2 separate regions of the Homo sapiens genome follow, and region 1 is linked to region 2. Evidence: read pairs that join two places in POLR2A ChIA-PET (ENCODE). Cell type or tissue: GM12878. All regions are shown on one strand. Links, peaks and the distances in the headings refer to the core of each region. The heading gives the core; the rest is flanking DNA.

Region 1 (11,120 bases), core at 1,570-9,569, 49 kb after region 2:
ATAATATTCCATGCATTTATGAATATTAATATATGTGCTTTTTTTTTTTTGAGACAGAGTCTTGCTGTATCGCCCAGACTGGAGTGCAGTGGCATGATCTCAGCTCACTGCAACCTCTGCCTTCCGGGTTCAAGCAATTCCCTGCCTCAGCCTCCTGAGTGGCTGGGATTACAGGAGCCTGCCACCACGCCTGGCTAATTTTTGTGTTTTTAGTAGAGACGGGGTTTCACCATCTTGGCCAGGCTGGTCTTGAACTCCTGACCTCGTGATCCACCTGCCTCGGCCTCCCAAAGTGCTAGGATTACAGGCATGAGCCACCACACATGGCCCTTAAAATAAATTTTTAAATTATCAAAGTAATATCTCGAAAATGTTATATAAATGGAATCATAGAATATGTAGCCATCTGAGATTGGCTTTTTTTGTTCAGCAAAATTCCCTGGAGATTCATTCTAGTTGTTGCATGCATCAGTGGTTCATTCCTTTTTATTGTAGAGTAGTATAAATTAGAATTTTTTTTCCTTTAATAAACAGGTCTTGCTATGTTGCCCAAGCTGAGTGCAATGGCTATTCACAGGCACAATTGCACTACTCATCAGCGGGAAAGTTTTGACCTACTTTCTTTCCAACCTGGGCCTGTTCACCCCTACCAAGGTAACCTGGTTGTCCCCTGCCCTCAGGAAGTCACCATGTTGATTCTGAACTTAGTGCAGACAAGTGATTGGTATAGCACACTGCAGCCCTCCTAGTCTCAAGGATTCTCCTTATTGTGATAGAAGATGCTGTGGTGTCTGGTATGAAGATTCTAATTTAGACAGGCCTATTGTCCCAGCTACTGTGTTAACCTCAGACACCACAGCATCTTCTTTTTCTTTTCTTTTTTTTTTTTTTTGAGACGGAGTTTCACTCTTGTTGCCCAGGCTGGAGTGCAATGGCATGACCTCAGCTCACTGCAGTCTCTGCCTCCCAGGCTCAAGCAATTCTCCTGCCTCAGCCTCCCTAGTAGCTGGGATTACAGGCATGTGCCACCATGCCTGGCTAATTTTGTATTTTTAGTAGAGATGGGGTTTCTCCATGTTGGTCAGGCTGGTCTCGAACTCCCGACCTCAGGTGATCTGCCTGCCTCAGCCTCCCAAAGCGCTGGGATTACAGGCATGAGCCACCGCGCCCAGCTTCTTTTTTTTTTTTTTTTTTAGACAAAGTCTCGCTCTGTCGCCCAGGCTGGAGTGCAGTGGCACAATCTCAGCTCACTGCATTCTCCGCCTCCTGGGTTCAAGCGATTCTCTGGCCTCAGCCTCCCGAGTAGCTGGGACTACATGCGCGTGCCACCATGTCCGGCGTATTTTTTGTATTTTTAGTAGAGACAGGGTTTCACCATGTTAGCCAGGATGGTCTCGATCTCCTGACCTCATGATCCGCCTGCCTCAGCCTCCCAAAGTGCTGGGATTACAGGCGTGAGCCACCGCTCCCGGCCACAGCATCTTCTATAACAATATATTTTAAGAAACTAAATACAGGCTGGACACGGTGGCTCACACCTGTAATCCTAGCACTTTGTGAGACCGAGGCGGGCAGATTACCTGAGGTCAGGAGTTCGAGACCAGCCTGACCAACATGGAGAAAATCTGTCTCTACTAAAAATACAAAAAATTAGCCGGGCGTGGTGGCACATGCCTATAATCCCAGCTACTCAGGAGGCTGAGGCAGGAGAATCGCTTGAACCTGGGAGGTGGAGGTTACGGTGAGCCAGGATGGCGCCATTGCACTCCAGCCTGGGCAACAACAGCGAAACTCCATCTAAAAAAAAAAAGAAAGAAACTAAATACAAGTGACTGTAAGAGTCAAAGATTGCATTGAAATTAATATGGGCCTACTTTTGCATTCAGGAGTGTAATGGTAACTTCACGTGAATATGGCCCCGGGGTGAAGCCCAGGACAGTCTTTCGAATAGGAAATGTATAAAGTTAGGAAATACCACTGTGTTTGTATGTATTTTAATCATTTGGTCAACACTATTTATGTTGACCTTAAGGAACAAGAATAGTAATCCTAGATTGAATGAAACCTCTAGAAGAGGCTTCTGACCTTCTTCTCCACTGGGATAATTTCCATTTCCTCAGGGCAGCATGCTTGGTACATGAAGAGCCAAAGTGAAAACCAGCTAATTGAGTAGGTCAAAAGGGTAAAGTACTCTTCTATGGACTTGCTCTGGTGTTTAGAACAACTTCCTTTTGAAGGACAAATTCATCTTAGTGGATTAAGATGATATTGCCTATTCAGAGGAGTTAGGAAACTGTGAAGGAAAAGGACAGATGAGGAAAACTGCAAATTCAGGACACTTCGAACCTCACAATTGTTTAAACAGCTTTGTAAAAAGCTTCAGGAAATGTGAGATAGTACTCTGTCAAGAAGCACTTTTCCTTTTTTTTTTTTTTTTTTTAATTTTTTTGAGGCAGGATCTCACTTTGTCACCCAGGCTGGAGTACAATGGCACATCTAGGCTCACTATAGCCTCGACCCCCTGGGCTCAAGCTATCCTCCCACCTCACCCTCCCAAGAAGATGGAACCACAGGCATGTACCACCACGCCCGGATAATTTTTTGTATTTTTGGTGGAGACAGGGTTTCACCATCTTGCCAAGTCTGGTCTCGAACTCCTGAGGTCAAATGATCTTTTTTTTTTCTTCTTTTGAGTAGGAGTCTCACTGTATCACCCAGGTTGGAGTGCAGTGGTGTGATCTCGGCTCACTGCAACCTCTGCCTCCCGGGTTCAACAGATTCTCCTGCCTCAGCCTCCTGAGTAGCTGGGATTACAGGCGCGCGCCACCATTCCCGGCTAATTTTTGTATTTTTAGTAAAGACGGGGTTTCATCATGTTGATCAGGCTGGTCTTGAACTCCTGACCTGAACTCCACCTGCCTTGGCCTCCCAAAGTGCTGGGATTACAGGCATGAGCCACTGCGCCTGGCCTTCAAATGATCTTTCTGCCTCAGCCTCCAAAGTGCTAGGATTACAGGTGTGAACCACTGCACCCGGCCAAGAAGCACTTTTCTAAAAGAGGAAGCTAGAATATAAAATTATTCTACAAATATATATATATAAATTCTGGCCTAAGTGCAGTGGCTTGCATTTGTAATCCCAGCTTCTCAGGAGGCTAAGCCAGAAGCATGGCTTGATGCCAGAGTTCAAGACTGCAGTGACCTATGACTGTGTCACTGCATCTCAGCCTGGGTGACAGAGCAAGACCCAGTCTCAAAAAAAAAAAAAAAGGAATTTTGCCATATGATAGAATGTCTTTCTTTCAAAGTATTAGCTTTTGGTGAGATCATGGAGGGAATATGAGGAGAGAAAATAATGTTAGACATAGGTTTTTAGATGGGAAAATGTGTGTTTGACCCCTTATGATTTTTAAAATTAAAATATGATCTAAGGATCTGTAAATGGGAGCAGAATATTTATACCCAACTAGGAAAATTTGAATAGCAAATTTCATTGGTTTGCAGATGGTACATAAATGTGACTTTGCAAAAATAGATCAGAGAGAACAGGAGAGAAATGGAGAGTAATTTATTCCAGTGACAAAGAAAACAATGTCTAGACCCCATAACTAAACAATTGTTTTCCTGTTTCTGCTAAAAGTACTTTATATGTTAACTTTTAAGATAATTACCTCAATATTTTATTCAGTTGAGCATGCAAGGAACATTTTAGTTTGTGTCCTTTAAAGTTTCTTTCCTTCGGCTGGACGCAGTGGCTCACACCTGTAATCCCAGCACTTTGGGAGGCCCAGGCGAGCGGATCACCTGAGGTCGGGAGTTCGAGACCAGCCTCACCAACATGGAGAAACCCCGTCTCTACTAAAAATACAAAATTAGCCAGGTGTGGTGGCACATTCCTGTAATCCCAGCTACTCGGGAGGCTGAGGTGGGAGAATCGCTTGAACCCGGGAGGCGGAGGTTGCGGTGAGCCGAGATCACCCCACTGCACTCCAGCCTGGGCAACAAGAGCAAAACTCCATCTCAAAAAAAAATTAAAAAATAAAAAATAAAGTTTCTTTCCTTCTCTGTGCTCTTTTTTTTTTTTTGAACCATGCAAATGGAGATATGAAGAATAATAAAGCTAAAAGACCAGGATGAGGATAAAACATACCCCAGAAGTCAACTATTCAGACCCATTAAGCGTTTCAAACTCTGTGTGTCCAAAACCAACTTCAGCTGCTTCTCTGTGTTTTCACATGAAATCTAGAATTTTAGGGATTATCCTAATCTCCTTCTCTCCCTCCAATCTTCCCCACAACAGTCATTGAATTCTCCTCATACCAACTTCTTTTGTAGTACTTCCCTTCTCTGTCTTTGCATTTGCCACTATCTTTATTCACACTCTCACCATCCTCCCGGTCCCACTTACCCCCTCATTTTAAAGATGGACTAGGACTTCCTGAGTGGTCTTTCTGACTCTGATCCTATGATCTATCCTAGAATGATCTTTCTAAAACAAAAATCTAACCAGGTGGCACCTCTCCTTCCACTCCAAGTATTCAGTAAATGCTTGGATTGGATACACTGGATTCAATAAAATCCAAATTCTTCAGTTTAATACACAAAGTTCTTCACAATCTGGTCCTGGCTTGTGGCTTCTGCCTCATGACCAGCCATTCCAGCACTACACACAGGGTCCTGAGTATGTCTTACTCTTCACCACCACTTTGCCTTCAAATATCTTGCTCCCTATTATTCAAATGCTTCCCTTACTTTTATGAAACACAGCTCAAGATCCCTCTTCTGGGCTCTGCTACCCCCAGCCCCACCCCACACCAGTCTACTTTATTTATTTTATTATTAATTAATTCATTTATTCATTCATTTATTTTTGAGACAGTCTCGCTCTGTCACCCAGGCTGAAGTGCAGTGACGTGATCTTGGCTCACTGCAAACTCCGCCTCCCAGGTTCAAGCGATTCTCCTGCCTCAGCCTCTTGAGTAGCTGGGATTACAGGTGCCCACCACCATGCCCAGCTGATTTTTGTATTTTTAGTAGAGACGGGGTTTCATCATGTTGGCCAGGCTGGTCTCGAACTCCTGACCTCGTGATCTGCCTGCCTCAGCCTCCCAAAGTGCTGGGATTACAGGCATGAGCCACCGTGCCTGGCCTTATTTATTTATTTTTAATTAGGAAGATGATTTATTTCTGCTCCTTTCATATATCCTATTGTTCAGGAAACAGTCTTACATACATATCTGAAATAATCTACCATCACACACTCTAGTTAAAGGCAAAGCACCATAGGTAAAGCTGATAAGCTGTCCAGAGTTCTCAGCTTATGGAACCTTGCTTCTTAATTTTATGTTAATTTCTGAAAATCAGAAATGTCATCTCCAAAAAATGTTAAGGGGGCTGTAAAAAATAATTATTTGATATTATAGTTGTAGATATGGAGTAAGAAATGAAAAACTAAGAAGAAAATGCCACTAAACATAATTGGTATAGCAATAGGACAGCAGGAAAAAAAGATACTGTAATAAAATTGTCTCTTTAATACCAAGAAATTCTAGTCCAAGCTTCAATACGCTTCCTGTTTTTATCACTGGATATTTCTTTTACTGCTGCTCTTCATTCTTTTCCACATGTCATATTAGAGGATTGGTACAGTCTTTAAAACTTCATTGACAGGAGCAAATCCAGTATCCACTGATTTCTTCTCAAAGGCACTCTAACCCATCAGATAGCCCGGCAGTTTCATTCTCATGAATACTCCAGCCATGAAAAAATTTAATAGGACACAGACAAATCCAATGACTAGAAGAAGAAATCTATTGAGTTTGGGGATCTTTGGTGCACTCAATGGGTCCAGGATTATGAAACTTAAACCTCCCATGGTAAACAGGAAGCTGGATGCAAGTCGTTCCATAATATATTGTCCATTTACCCTGTAGACCAAGAAAGGTACTGGCCTCTGATACCCATGTTCATCAGTCATAGAGCCACACTTGGAGGTTCAACAATAACAACATAAATTATTCCTCCAGTGATGAGGAAGTAAGATACCGTCACCAGAGCATACACAGTCATGGCCGATGGTATGTGCAGCCAGGGCGGCTTCTTCAGCTTCAGGTTGGGACATTTAAGCACTAAGAATGGGACACGGTACAAAGTCTCCATGTTGGTGGCAGCAAGCTATTTATTTATTTATTTTATTTTTATTTTTATTTTTTGAGACTGGTCTTACTCAGTTGCCCAGGGTGGAATGCGGTGGCACGATCTCGGCTCACTGCTAGCTCCGCCTCCCGGGTTCACGCCATTCTCCTGCCTCAGCCTCCCGAGCAGCTGGGACTACAGGCGCCCACCGCCATGCCCGGCTAATTTTTTGTATTTTTAGTAGAGACGGGGTTTCACTGTGCTAGCCAGGACGGTCTCTATCTCCTGACCTCGTAATCCGCCTGCCTCGACCTCCCAAAGTGCTGGGATTACAGGCATGAGCCAACGTGCCCGGCGTACTATTTGTTTATTTTTAAGACAAGGTCTTGCTGTGTCACCCAGAATGGGGCGCAGTGATGTGATAACGGCTCACTGCAGCCTAGACCACCTGGGCTAAAGACATCCTCCCACATCAGCTTCCCAAGTAGCTGGGACTATAGTTGCATGTCACCAGGCCAGCTAATTTTTAAATTTTTTGGTAGATACAGGGTTTTGCCATGTTAAAAATTTCTCTCTTTTATGCTCTTATTTTACCTATATTATGCATTCTTTCACTTACTCAATAAATACTTTTGAGTACCTACTATGTGTCAGGCATTGTACTATACTGTCACTCTACTGTGATGATTTACATGTCTCCCCCCTACTTGAACATAAGCTCCCTAGATACACATTCCATTTAAATACAGTAATGAATGGGTGAATGGATGATGGATGGATGGATGGATAGATGGACGGATGGATGCATGGAGACTTTTGATGGTAGCTAACAGGGTTCCTTACAAGCTCCTATATGTATACATTTATACATATTTTATATATTATATAAATATATTTATATATTTATATAATATATATATTTATATTTTATATAAATATATATAAAAATATATAAAAATATATATATATAAATATATATAAATATATATTTATAAATATATATTTATAAATTTTTATAAATATATATTTATATACATATTTATAAATATATATATAAATACTTATAAATATATATATTTATATAAATATTTATAAATACATATTTATATAAATATATAAATAATATATAAATATATAATATATAAATAATATAAATAATATATAAATATATATAAAACTATCTATTTAAATATATAAATATATTATATAAATATAACTATATATTTTTATATATTTAAATATATATTTTTATATTATATATATATATTTTTTGAGACAGATTCTCGCTCCATTGTCCAGGCTGGAATGCTATGGCGTGATCTCAGCTCATTGCAACCTCTGCCTCCCGGGTTCAAGCAATTCTCCTGCCTTAGCCTCCCAAGTAGCTGGGATTGCAGGTACCCACCACCATGCCCAGCTAATTTTTTTTTTTTTTGTATTTTTAGTAGAGACAGGGTTTCACTATGTTGGCCAGACTGGTCTTGAACTCCTGACCTCAGGTGATCCACCCGCCTTGGCCTCCCAAAGTGCTGGGATTACAGGTATGAGCCACCGCACCTGGCCCAAGATATTTTTATATTAATTATTGTAGGCGGGGTGTGGTGGCTCATGCCTGTAATCCCAGGACTTTGGGAGGATGAGGCAGGCGGATTTCCTGAGGTCAGGAGTTGGAGACCAGCTTAGCCAACATGATAAAATCTCGTCTCTACTACAAATACAAAAATTAGCTGGACGTGGTGGTGCATGCCTATAATCCTAGCTACTTGGGAGGCTGAGGCAGGAGAATTGCTTGAACCCGGGAGGCGGAGGTTGCAGTGAGCCGAGATCATGCCATTGCACTGCAGCCCGGGCGACAGTGTGAAACTCTGACTCAAAAAAAGAAAGAAAGAAAGAGAGAAATGTTCCTACATACAATGATTTTTTGTTTGTTTGTTTTTTGAGATGGAGTCTCACTCTGCCACCCAGGCCAGGCTGGAGTGCAGTAGCAGGACCTCAGCTCACTGCAATCTCTGCCTCCTGGGTTCAAGCAATTCTCCTGCCTCAGTCTCCTGAGTAGCTGGGATTACAGGCACTCGCCACCATGCCCGGCTACTTTTTTGTATTTTTAGTAGAGACGGGGTTTCACCATGTTGGCCAGGCTGTTCTCAAACTCCTGACTTCGTGATCCGCCCGCGTTGGCCTCCCAAAGTGCTGGGATTTCAGGCGCACCCGACCGTATGTAGGAACATTTCTAAGATGTATTAGAACCTCTCTGCCTTCTAAAAACACCAGGACCATTTGGCCCTACTAAATGACACTTTACTAATGTTCTTTGGAGGGCTTGAGTTTTCCTTTAAAATTTTTGTTTTCTTCCGTGCTGACAGGAAATCACTTGTTGCTTAATTGTCATTGATATGCCACCTGAAGCAGCTGATTTTCCTCTAACACCATTCTGATCTGTTATAAGGTTGGAAGCCACATCATGAGAACTGCTGTAACTTCATGCAAAATGCAAACCAATAGATTCAGAATGAGGCCCTGAAGATTCTTATGAGATTGGTCTTGTCCAAACACTTGGGGGTTGATTAAAGAAAAAACAATTTTTTTTAAAAGAGAATAGTCTTGAATCCAGGGCACCGAACTTTATGACAACTATTTTTCCTACTCAGAATAATTCCTTACTTCCTGATTCTTTGGGCTCTTGACAAATGTGGCATTAATATGTAAAATGTAGTACCATTTTAAAAACTAGAGTCCACAAAAGGCTAGGCCTTACAGTGGCTCATGCCTGTAATCCCAGCATTTTGGGAGACCAAGGTGCGAGAATCGCTTGAACCCAGGATTTCAAGACCAACCTGGGCAATGTAGCAAGACATGATCTCTACTAAACATTAAAAACAAAAACAAACAAACAAAATACACTAGCCAGGCATGGTGGTGTGCGCCTGTAGTCCTAGCTACTCCAGAGGCTAAAGCAGGAGGATCTCTTGAACAGGGGAGTTTGTGGTTGCAGTGAGCTATGATCATACCAGTGCATTCAAACCTGGGTGACAAAGCAAGACCTTGTCTCAAAAATAATAATAAATAAATAAAATCCACAAAAAGAGGAATTAATATTTGAACATGCACCTATATAGGAAATAGTGATAAGATATGGTATTGTGAAAAGACACATTTTAAATTCTATTTGATTTAAATATCTGGCGTAATCTATGGTACTTTTTAGTAAATGAAAATAACATGAGCTTGGGAATCAGATGAACCCAGGTCCAAAATTTTGTTCTGTCCATTTGGGTGACCTTTGTGTAACTTAGCTATTTTCCCTTCATTTTCGTCTATAGAATCCCTAACCTGAAAAATTGAGATAAAAACACTTTTTTTCTTTCTTTTTTTTTGAGATGGAGTCTCTCTGTGTCGCCCAGGCTGGAGTACAGTGGCGCAATCTCAGCTCACTGTAACCTCCACCTCCCGGGTTCAAGTGATTCTCCTGCATCAGCCTCCCGAGTAACTGGGATTACTGGCGCACACCACCATGCCCAGCTAATTTTTGTATTTTTAGTAGAGACAGGGTTTCACCATGTTAGCCAGGATGGTCTCCAACTCCTGACCTCGTGATCCACCAGACTCGGCCTCCCAAAGTGCTGGGATTACAGGTGTGAGCCACTGCGCCTGGCCCCAAAACACTTTTTTTACTGAATTGTTTGCAAATAGATTAAGATAGTAATTTAAGAGCAGTTGCTTATTTGGCACTTTCTATTGCAGAAATGAGCTAAAATAAGATAGGGTTATGTATCAGTCATTAAAGAGATAACACTAACCATCTCAACAAAATCATTAATGTTTTACTGGGCAAATCTTGTGATCTTTTTCAATTGTATGCTATCAGTGCCCTCTGTGATCTTTGCTCACCTGTGATTACAGCTTTGCTCATCCTCCTGTCATGAGATCTCCTCTACTATGAGTGGCAACGAACTCTTCCCTAGACCATCAGGTCACTCTTACAGAGGGTCTTGGGTTATCTTCCTGTGTGAAGCAAGCTAAGGAAATGATGTGGGGTGGTTCCCAGCCTCTGACCACTGAGCTGCTCCAGCCACTAACAACGTTTTGCTTTTTATTTTTTTATTTTTATTTTTATTTATTATTTTTTTGAGATGGAGTCTTGTTCTGTTGCCCAGGCTGGAGTGCAGTGGTGCAATGTCACCTCGCTCCAACCTCTGCCTCAAGGGTTCAAGCAATTCTCCTGCCTCAGCCTCCCGAGTAGCTGGGGTTACAGGCATGTGCCACTGCGGATAATGTTTTGCATTTTCAGTAGAGATGGGGTTTCACCATGTTGGCCAGGGCCAGGCTGGTCCCGAACTTTTGACCTCAGATGATCCACCCACCTTGGCCTCCCAAAGTGCTGGGATTGCAAGCGTGAGACACCATGCCCAGACAACAACGTTTTACTTTTAAAATTCTGAGTGTGTCGTAAGCACTTTGTTGTATCCATTAACAAACTCAATCATATGAGACAGATAGCATTTTCTTAATTAACTGATTTATTATATATATACACATATTTTTTTTTAAGAGATGGGGACTCCCTCTGTCATCCAGATTGGAATACAGTGACATGATAGATCATAGCTCACTGCAGCCTTGAACCCCTGGGTTGAAGCAATCCTCCTGCCTCAGCTTCCCCAGTAGCTGGAACTACAGGTGTGCGCCACTGCACCCAGCTGACAGATACTATTATTATACATACTTAACAGATAAGAAAACTGAGGCAGAAGTTTGAGTCTGTGCTGTCCAATGTCATATCCATTAGCTCATGTAACAATTGAGCTCTTGAAACATGGCTTGTCTGGGCCAGGCGTGGTGGCTCACGCCTGTAATCTCAGCACTTTGGGAGGCTGAGGCGGGTGGATCACTTGAGGTCAGGAGTTCAAGACCAGCCTGGCCAACATGGTGAAACCCCGTCTCTACTAAAAGCACAAAAATTAGACAGGTGTGGTGGCAGGTGTCTCT
Region 2 (8,000 bases), core at 1-8,000:
AACCCTGTTGTCAATACCTCTGGGTTTCCACCAGTTACGCTTCATTTTGACATATGGGTCTGACTGGTGCCGGATGAACTTCTTGGTTCTCTTTTTAATGATCTTGGGCTTCACAACGGGTCTGAGGGCAGCCGTGATGCTGAGGAGGAGATGGCTGCCACCTCGGTAGGCAGCCCAGAGGAAGAGCTAGAATGTAGTTTTTAACTCACAATTCAGAACTCTCCTGAACCTGCAGACTAGGTTAAGGTTCCTGCTAGCTACCTGCAGCATACAGCCCTTACTACTCTCACAGCACCTGTTAAGTAAGGAACTACTGAAATCACTTGCTTAATTACCTGATGTATACTCCACCTGGGCAAGGATCTTGCATGTCTTTTTTTTTTTTTTTTTTTTTGAGACAGACTCTCACTCTTGTTGCCCAGGCTGGAGTACAGTGGCACAATCTTGGCTCACTGCAACCTCTGCCTCCCTGGTTCAAGCGATTCTCTGGCCTCAGTCTCCTGAGTAGCTTGGATTGCAGGTGCCCACCACCACACCTGGCTAATTTTTGTACTTTTTAAATAGAGACGGGGCTTCGCCATGTTGGCTAGGCTGGTCTCGAACTCCTGACCTCAGGTGATCTGCCCGCCTCGGCCTCCCAAAGTGCTGGGATTACAGGTGTTAGCCACTGCACCCGGCCTCATGTCTTATTCAATTGTGTATCCACAGTGCCTACTATAAACCTGGGCACAGGACAGATCCTCAGTACATAATTGTGGAATTAGTAAATGAGTATTCTCTTATACATCAAGGTTGCTAAATATTTATGTTAGATGAATGGTATGGTAGTTTGTTCTATCGATGTACCCCGATGAACCAAATCTCCTGCTATTTACATCCTTTACTGCCATCTCTTCTTGAATCTGACACATTTTAACCAATAGAATACAGCTAAAGTTGTCCTGTGCCAGTTCCAGGCCTAAGTCTTAAGAAACCTTGAGCTTCCTCCTTTTGTACAAATGGAAGAAAATCCTAACATACATAGTCCAACTCCTTCGACTACCAAGCCAGGAAGAAGCCCAAGTCATCTATATGGTGAGGCCACATGTAAGAGAACTAAGAACCCAGCTGGCAGCAAGAACTGAGGAACTCAGCTGAGCAAGAACTGAACCACTTCTCCCATCAAACTCCACCAACTAGCACCAATGTACCAGTCATGTGAATAGGCCACCTTGGAAGTGGATCATCCAACCCCAGTCAAGCTGCTCCAGCTGATGCCATGTGGAGCAAACTGCCAAGTCCTGCACAAATCTCAGAATCGGGAGCAAATAAATGATAGCTACTGTTTTAAAGCCCTGAACATTGGAATGGTTGTTATGCAGCAACTGATAATTGAGATAGAGGATAGGTGGATATTTACATTTCACAAAAATAAAATACAAACCATGTGCTCTATGTGCATGTATATGCAAAGATTTGCTGCAATGAAAGGCAGCAGATTTACAGAGAGAACTTACATATTTCCTGGACATACAATAGTCTAATATGTTATTAAATCAAGCATTATAGAGTGTTAGCATTTTTCTTTTAGTTATGAAAAATAACTAATGTTTGTGAATATGAACTATTTACTATGTGCACAGCACTTTGTATGCATAAATTCTCACCATAGCAATATGCTAAACATATTATCCCCAATTTATAGACAATGAAACTGATAGTTAGAGAGGAAGTAACCAGGCCAAAGTCACACACTGAGCAAGATTCAGAGCCCAAATTTGAACTCAAACCATGCAACTTCAGAGCCCAAGGTCTTAAAAACACTAGAGGGACTTTCTGAAAAAAAGCCACCACTACCACCACCACTACTTACCACTACCAAAACCAGTCATGAGAACAATGTAATTGTGCTCCTTCAAGGGAGAATTACTGTCACTATTTCTCTTTCTCTCCATTTCCATTCTTTTTCTCTCCAGCTTCAGCTGAGCTCCTCCAAGACTAGTGGTCTAGTGATGCCATCAGCAATCTCACTACATGACAGCCCCCCAACCAGTGTTTAGGAGAAAAATGACACAGTCACGAATGTTACCTCTAAAAAGGATTTGCAGAATGAGCATTAACCTTACCACACATGCAGCACCTACTGAAATAGTGTGATTGCAAGGAAATTCCTCTCTAACAAAAAATCTCTTCCCTGAGTGGCAGATGTCTGAAATCTGCCATTGTGAAGGGGAATGAAAAATGATCTGCCACATGCTTCTGTATACCTGATTCTCTGGACTCAATTTCCTCATCTGTAATATTGGAGAACTGATTTGTTAAATTCTCTAAAACTTTATGGTTCTATTTTTTTTTTTTTTTTTGAGACGGAGTCTTGCTCTGTTGTCCAGGCTGGAGTGCGGTGGAGCAATCTCAGCTCACAGCAACCTCTACCTCCCAGGTTCAAGCAATTCTCCTGCCTCAGCCTCCCAAGTAGCTGCGACTATATAGGCGCAGGCTGCCACGTCTGGCTAATTTTTTGTATATTAGTAGAGATGGGGTTTCACCGTGTTGCCCAGGCTGGTCTCAAACTCCTGAGCTCAGGCAATCTGCCCGTCTAGGCCTCCCAAACTGCTGGGATTACAGGCATGAGCCACCGCGCCCAGCCCTGGTTCTGTTTTTTAATTTAAATTTAAGATAAATTTAGCAGCTATTAGGTTATTAAGTTAGGCAAGGGATTATAAAAATATAGTGATTTAATTGAAAGGCACTTGTCACAGATGGGTTTTATTTCTATTCTGAAACCTAAAAGAAAGAATAGGATTCTGGGAACATAGACTATGTAAATTATAGTCTACCTAAGTAGACTACAAATATAACAGGCTATATAAAATAAACCAATCACAAAAAGACAAATACTGAATGATTCCACTTATATGAGTCACCTATGTAGAAAAATTCATAGAAATATAAAGAACAGTAGTTACCATGGGCTGGGATGAGGAGGAAATGGAGAGCTGTTCAGTGAGTACACAGTTTCAGTTTTGTAAGATGAAAAATTTCTAGAAATTAGTTGCAGAACAATGTGATTAAACCTAATACTACTGAACTGTACACTTAGAAATGGTTAAGCTGATAAATTCTATATGTTTTTTTACCACAATTTAAAAAAAGAAATAGAATATACATACCCCATGAATGGTACAGAGGGTAATACTTCAGTGGTTTGGGGAAATGAGAGATTCACTGGTGTCTTGTGACTGACATCAGTGTAACAAGGAAAGCCCCCTTGTGGGAAGATGGGTGGCAGTCCTTGAAGATGATGAATGTTGACAGGTAGAGACAGGAAGATGAAGAGATAAGCAAAATTGGGGAGGTGGAAGAGGCTGCAATGTATTGGGGGATATGAAGGAACCCAGTCTGATTTAACACTTAAGCAATGTGCACAGAGAAGAAATGCTTAAAGAACCACATCCAGGGAATTTTATATTTTATTTTATTTTATTTTATTTATTTTTGAAACAGAGTATCTCTCTGCCACCCAGCCTGGAGTGCAGTGGCACAATCTCAGCTCACTGCAACCTCTGCCTCCCAGGCTCAAGCGACCCTCTCACCTCAGTAATTTTTGTAGAAACAGGGTTTCACTATGTTGCCCAAGCTGGACTCAAACTCCTGGGCTCAAAGGATCCACCCACCTCAGCCTCTCACAGTGCTGGGATTATAGGCATGAGCCACCTCACTTGGCCAGAATTTTAAATTCACTGAAGTTAGAGTTATATTTCCAGTGTGTATCATTTCTTCATAATTGAGGCAACATGTGCAATTGCTCTAGGGAATGAACTTTTTATTGCTTCAATTTTAGATTGATAAGATCACATTATGATGTATCATTAGGAACAGCTAATAACAGTAATGATCTAATAAGTGTAATGCAATCTAAGACACTTCACAAATAAACAAAAATTAAACCAAACTGGGCAAAACGCCCAGATTACTTCCTACACACACCAACAAAATACTATAAAAGTAAAAATGGAAACAAATGTCTCCCAAAAATGGTGGTTATTTTTGGGTTGTAAAACAATGGAAGACTTTTCTTCTTTTTCTCTGTATTACTTCTTATTTCTGTTTTAAAAATAAGCATGAACATCTTTTGATAATGGGAAAACATTTAATGATATAAATTGTTATTATACGTGGCATAAGAATACAAGAGAACCACTTCTTGAAATCCCGAAAGAAAAACGATGAGGAACCCACCTCTATCTCACCAACATGGGGATTCCAGCTACTTGATAGCAGGCAACTTGCCTTTCATTGATTTTATACACCCCTAACAGGGATCCTCACAGTATACTTTCTCCAATAAGTAGTTTTTGACTATTAATGACTCTGGACACAGGAAAAGGAAAGGTTCTAAGCCATCCCAAGAATATATTTTGGCCCTGAATTTAACTAGAAAGAGGGAATAGCAGAAATGCTCCCACTACTCACCAAGCTAAAGATAATATTTTCAGCACTTGTCAAGTCCCATCAGTGAGCCAGCTAGGGAGCTCAGTTCCTTCTCCAAAAGATTAGAAAGTAGGCATCTTGTTCTCTTAAGGAGAGACTGTGAGTAGGCTTAAAATTGAATTCACACTTTTCATCACTAATGGAAATCAATGTTACTATTCCTTCTGTTTCCTTCCACAGATATACTATGCATATATATATGTATATATGCAAATATGTATTTTACACACACACACACCACATCATATAAGTAATCTCTGTTAGCTGGATGTGTTGGCTCACGCCTGTAAACCCAGCACTTTGGGAGGCCGAGGCGGGTGGATCACCTGAGGCCAGGAGTTCGAGACCAGCCTGGCCAACATGGTGAAACCCCGTCTCTACTAAAAATACAAAAATTAGCCGGGTGTGGTGGCGGGCAGCTGTATTCCCAGCTACTTGGGAGGCTGATGCAGGAGAATTGCTTGAACCCAGGAGGCGGAGGTTGCAGTGAGTTGAGATCACATCATTGCACTCCAGGCTGGGCGACAAGGTGAGACTCCGTCTCAAAAAACAAACAAACAAACAAAATTGGTCTCTGTCTTCAGTTTTTCCTTTTCTTTTCTTTTCTATGCAATATATTTAACCTATAGCTATGGTGTTAATTCTTGTTGATTTGAATCAAAGTTGAATTGTTGAATTGAATTGAAGAAAATTTCCTTAATTCATTCCACAAATGTTTAATTTGAGCTAGATGCTGGGTCTGTATCAGTGAAAAAACCAGTTTCTGCAGAAGCTTGAAGTCTAATTTGCAAAGTCATGGTAAGTTATTAGTATAAAACTTACATAATTTCTATTAAAAAATGTGTACATGTATGAAATAACTAGAGTAAAATTACTCATGAACTAATGCTTTGTCACTAGTAGAGCTATGGGCTACATATGGAGCAGATACCGGACCTCCAAATACCAGGACAAAGAAGCAGAATTGGATAGGCTTTGGTTAAACTAGGATTTTACATGTGAGAGGCACTTAATATATAATCATATCCCAATTATTTATACTTAGAGGAGGAATCCAAGTCTCAGGGAGATATAAATAACAGTGTTATTTATTTTTTTTATGTATTATTATTATTATTTTTGAGGCAGCGTCTTGTTTTGTCGCCCATGCTGGAGTGCAGTGGCAGGATCTTGGCTCACTGCAACCTCCACCTGCCGGGTTCAAGCAATTCTCTGCCTCAGCCTCCAGATTAGCTGGGATTACAGGTGCCCGCCACCACACCTGGCTAATTTTTTTGTATTTTTAGTAGACGGGGTTTCACCATCTTGGCCAGGCTGGTCTTGAACTCCTGACCTCGTGATTTACTGGCCTCAGCCTCCCAAAGTGCTGGGATTACAGGCGTGAGCCACCGTGCCTGGCCCCTTTTTTTTTGTATTTTTAGTAGAGACGGGGTTTCACCATGCTGGCCAGGCTGGTCTCAAACTCCCGACCTTGTGATCCCCCCGCCTCAGCCTCCCAAAGTGCTGAGATTATAGGCGTGAGCCACCACGCCCAGCCTGAAACACTGAGTGTTATTTAGAAGCATAGATTCATGCTCTTTCTAGTCCAGGGTAGACCACATTGTTTGGTGTTGGTGAAGACCCAAGTAGATGACTTCTAAAAGTGCGTCCCAACACTCAATTGTGAGGCTAGATTCTGTTTTGTAGAAAACACTGTAAGGAGAGAACACCTCTCTGGGAGCAATCAGTAGCAACATTGCAAAGAGTTTATGACCATGAACTCAAGAACCTGACTGCTACAATTAAAAATCCCTACTCTGGCTGGGCACAGGCCTGTGATTTCAGCACTTTAGGAGGCCAAGGTGGAAGGACTGCTTGAGGCCAGAAGTTTGAGACTAGCCTGGGCAACACAAGGAGACTCCCCTTGCTACAAAAAACAAGAAGTAAATAGCTGGGTATGGTAATGTAGTGCCTGTAGCTACTCGGGAACAGGATTGGTTGGGCCCAGTAGTTTGAGTAGTTTCAGGTTGCAGTGAGCTACGATCATGCCACTGCACTCCAGCCTGGGCAACAGGGCCAGACCCTGTTTCTTGAAAAAAAAAAAAAAAAAATCCCTACTCTGTCAATTCCCACATCTGTAAAATAGGAATAATAATGGTATCCATTTTATAGTCATTGTGAGAGTAAAATGAGCTGATACACCCAGTGGTGTGCTGGTAGATGTTTAACCAGCCTAGGAATAAGAAAGCTCTGTAGCTTTGTAGCACTTACCAATTTCCTACCTGATTTCAAGCCACCAACATGAGTCAACTAGCTTATAGAATTCCTGATATTTTAACCATTGGCTCTTGTGAGCTGGTACTTGTATACCACAACATATGAAATATTTATGAAAATCCCTGAGCCAGGCATGGTGCCGCACACCTGTTGTCCCGGCTACTTGAGAACCTAAGGCTTGAGCCCAGGAATTGAAGGCTGTAGTGTGCAATGATTGTGCCTGTGAACAGCCACATAGGCACTCCTCTAGCCCAGGAAACATAGTGAGACCTTGCTTCTGCACTTTGAGTATTACATGCATACAAAACATGTAGATATTAGTTACTATATGTACTTTTTTTTTTTTTTGAGACAAGGTCTCACTCTGTTGCCCAGGTTGTAGTGCAGGGGCACGATCATGGCTCACTGCAGCTTCAAACTCCCAGGCTCAAGCAATCCTCCCACCTCACAGCCTCTGAAATAGCTGGGGACTACAGGCATGTGCACACACACCCCACAATTTTTGTATTTTCTGTAGAGATTGGGGTCTTATTTTATTGCTCAGTCTGGTCTCAAACTCCTGAGCTCAAGTGATCTAGATCTACCCACCTCAGCCTCCCAAAGTGCTGGGATTACAGGCATGAGCCACTGCGCTCGGCCTAGTTCCTTATTTTAATGGAAAAAAGTGTACATATTTATGCTGTAAAACAAGATGTTTTGATATATGTGTATACTGTGAAATACGTAAATCAAGTTAGTTAACTTATTCATTACCTCACATATTTATCTTTTTTTTTTTTTTTTTTTTGAGACTACATCTTGCTCTTGCCCAGGCTGGAAGACAGTGAAGTGGTGCAATTATGGCTCACTGCAACCTCAACCTCCCAGGCTCAAGCAATCCTCCCATCTTGGTCTCCCAAGTAGCTGGGACTACAGTTGTGCACCACTCAGCCTTTTTTTTTTAGACAGAGTCTTGCTCTGTCGCCAGACTGGAGTGCAGTGGTGTAACTCGGCCCACTGCAACCTCCACCTCCTGGGTTCAAGCGATTCTCCTGCCTCAGCCTCCTGAGTAGCTGGGTCCACAGGCACGGGCCACCATGCCCAGCTAATTTTTTTTTGTATTTTTAGTAGAGATGGGGTTTCACCATGTTGGCCGGAATGGTCTCGATCTCTTGACCTCATGATCCTCCCTCCTCGGCCTCCCAAAGTGCTGGGACTACAGGCGTAGCCACCGCGCCTGCTCTTTTTTTTTTTTAGAGACAGTGTCTCACTATGTTGCCCTGCTGGTCTTGAAT

The links. ChIA-PET counts read pairs that join two places held together with the same protein. Peaks named below come from ENCODE experiments on the same cell type or tissue, not always from the same donor. Only the 100,000 strongest peaks of a DNase experiment are listed, where the experiment ranks them.
Region 1: POLR2A ChIA-PET joins it to region 2 with 5 read pairs; 5 of 35 experiments call an interaction of 5 or more read pairs at or near these places.

What each region holds. Positions count from the first base shown.
Region 1 is chr4:112,680,093-112,691,212 of GRCh38, reverse strand. It overlaps the pseudogene OSTCP4. Among named protein-coding and RNA genes, the nearest start is that of MIR302CHG, 36 kb to the right of the region's middle. RefSeq lists a silencer at 7,707-7,868. In GM12878, for the core only: no CTCF peak of the experiment used is centred there; no DNase peak of the experiment used is centred there.
Region 2 is chr4:112,730,807-112,738,806 of GRCh38, reverse strand. It overlaps a transcript of ANK2 not described here and the pseudogene RPL32P13. Among named protein-coding and RNA genes, the nearest start is that of MIR302CHG, 85 kb to the right of the region's middle. RefSeq lists an enhancer at 1-672. In GM12878, for the core only: no CTCF peak of the experiment used is centred there; DNase peaks (open chromatin) are centred at 1,766 and 3,236; H3K4me3 peaks cover 329 bases; H3K27ac peaks cover 1,803 bases.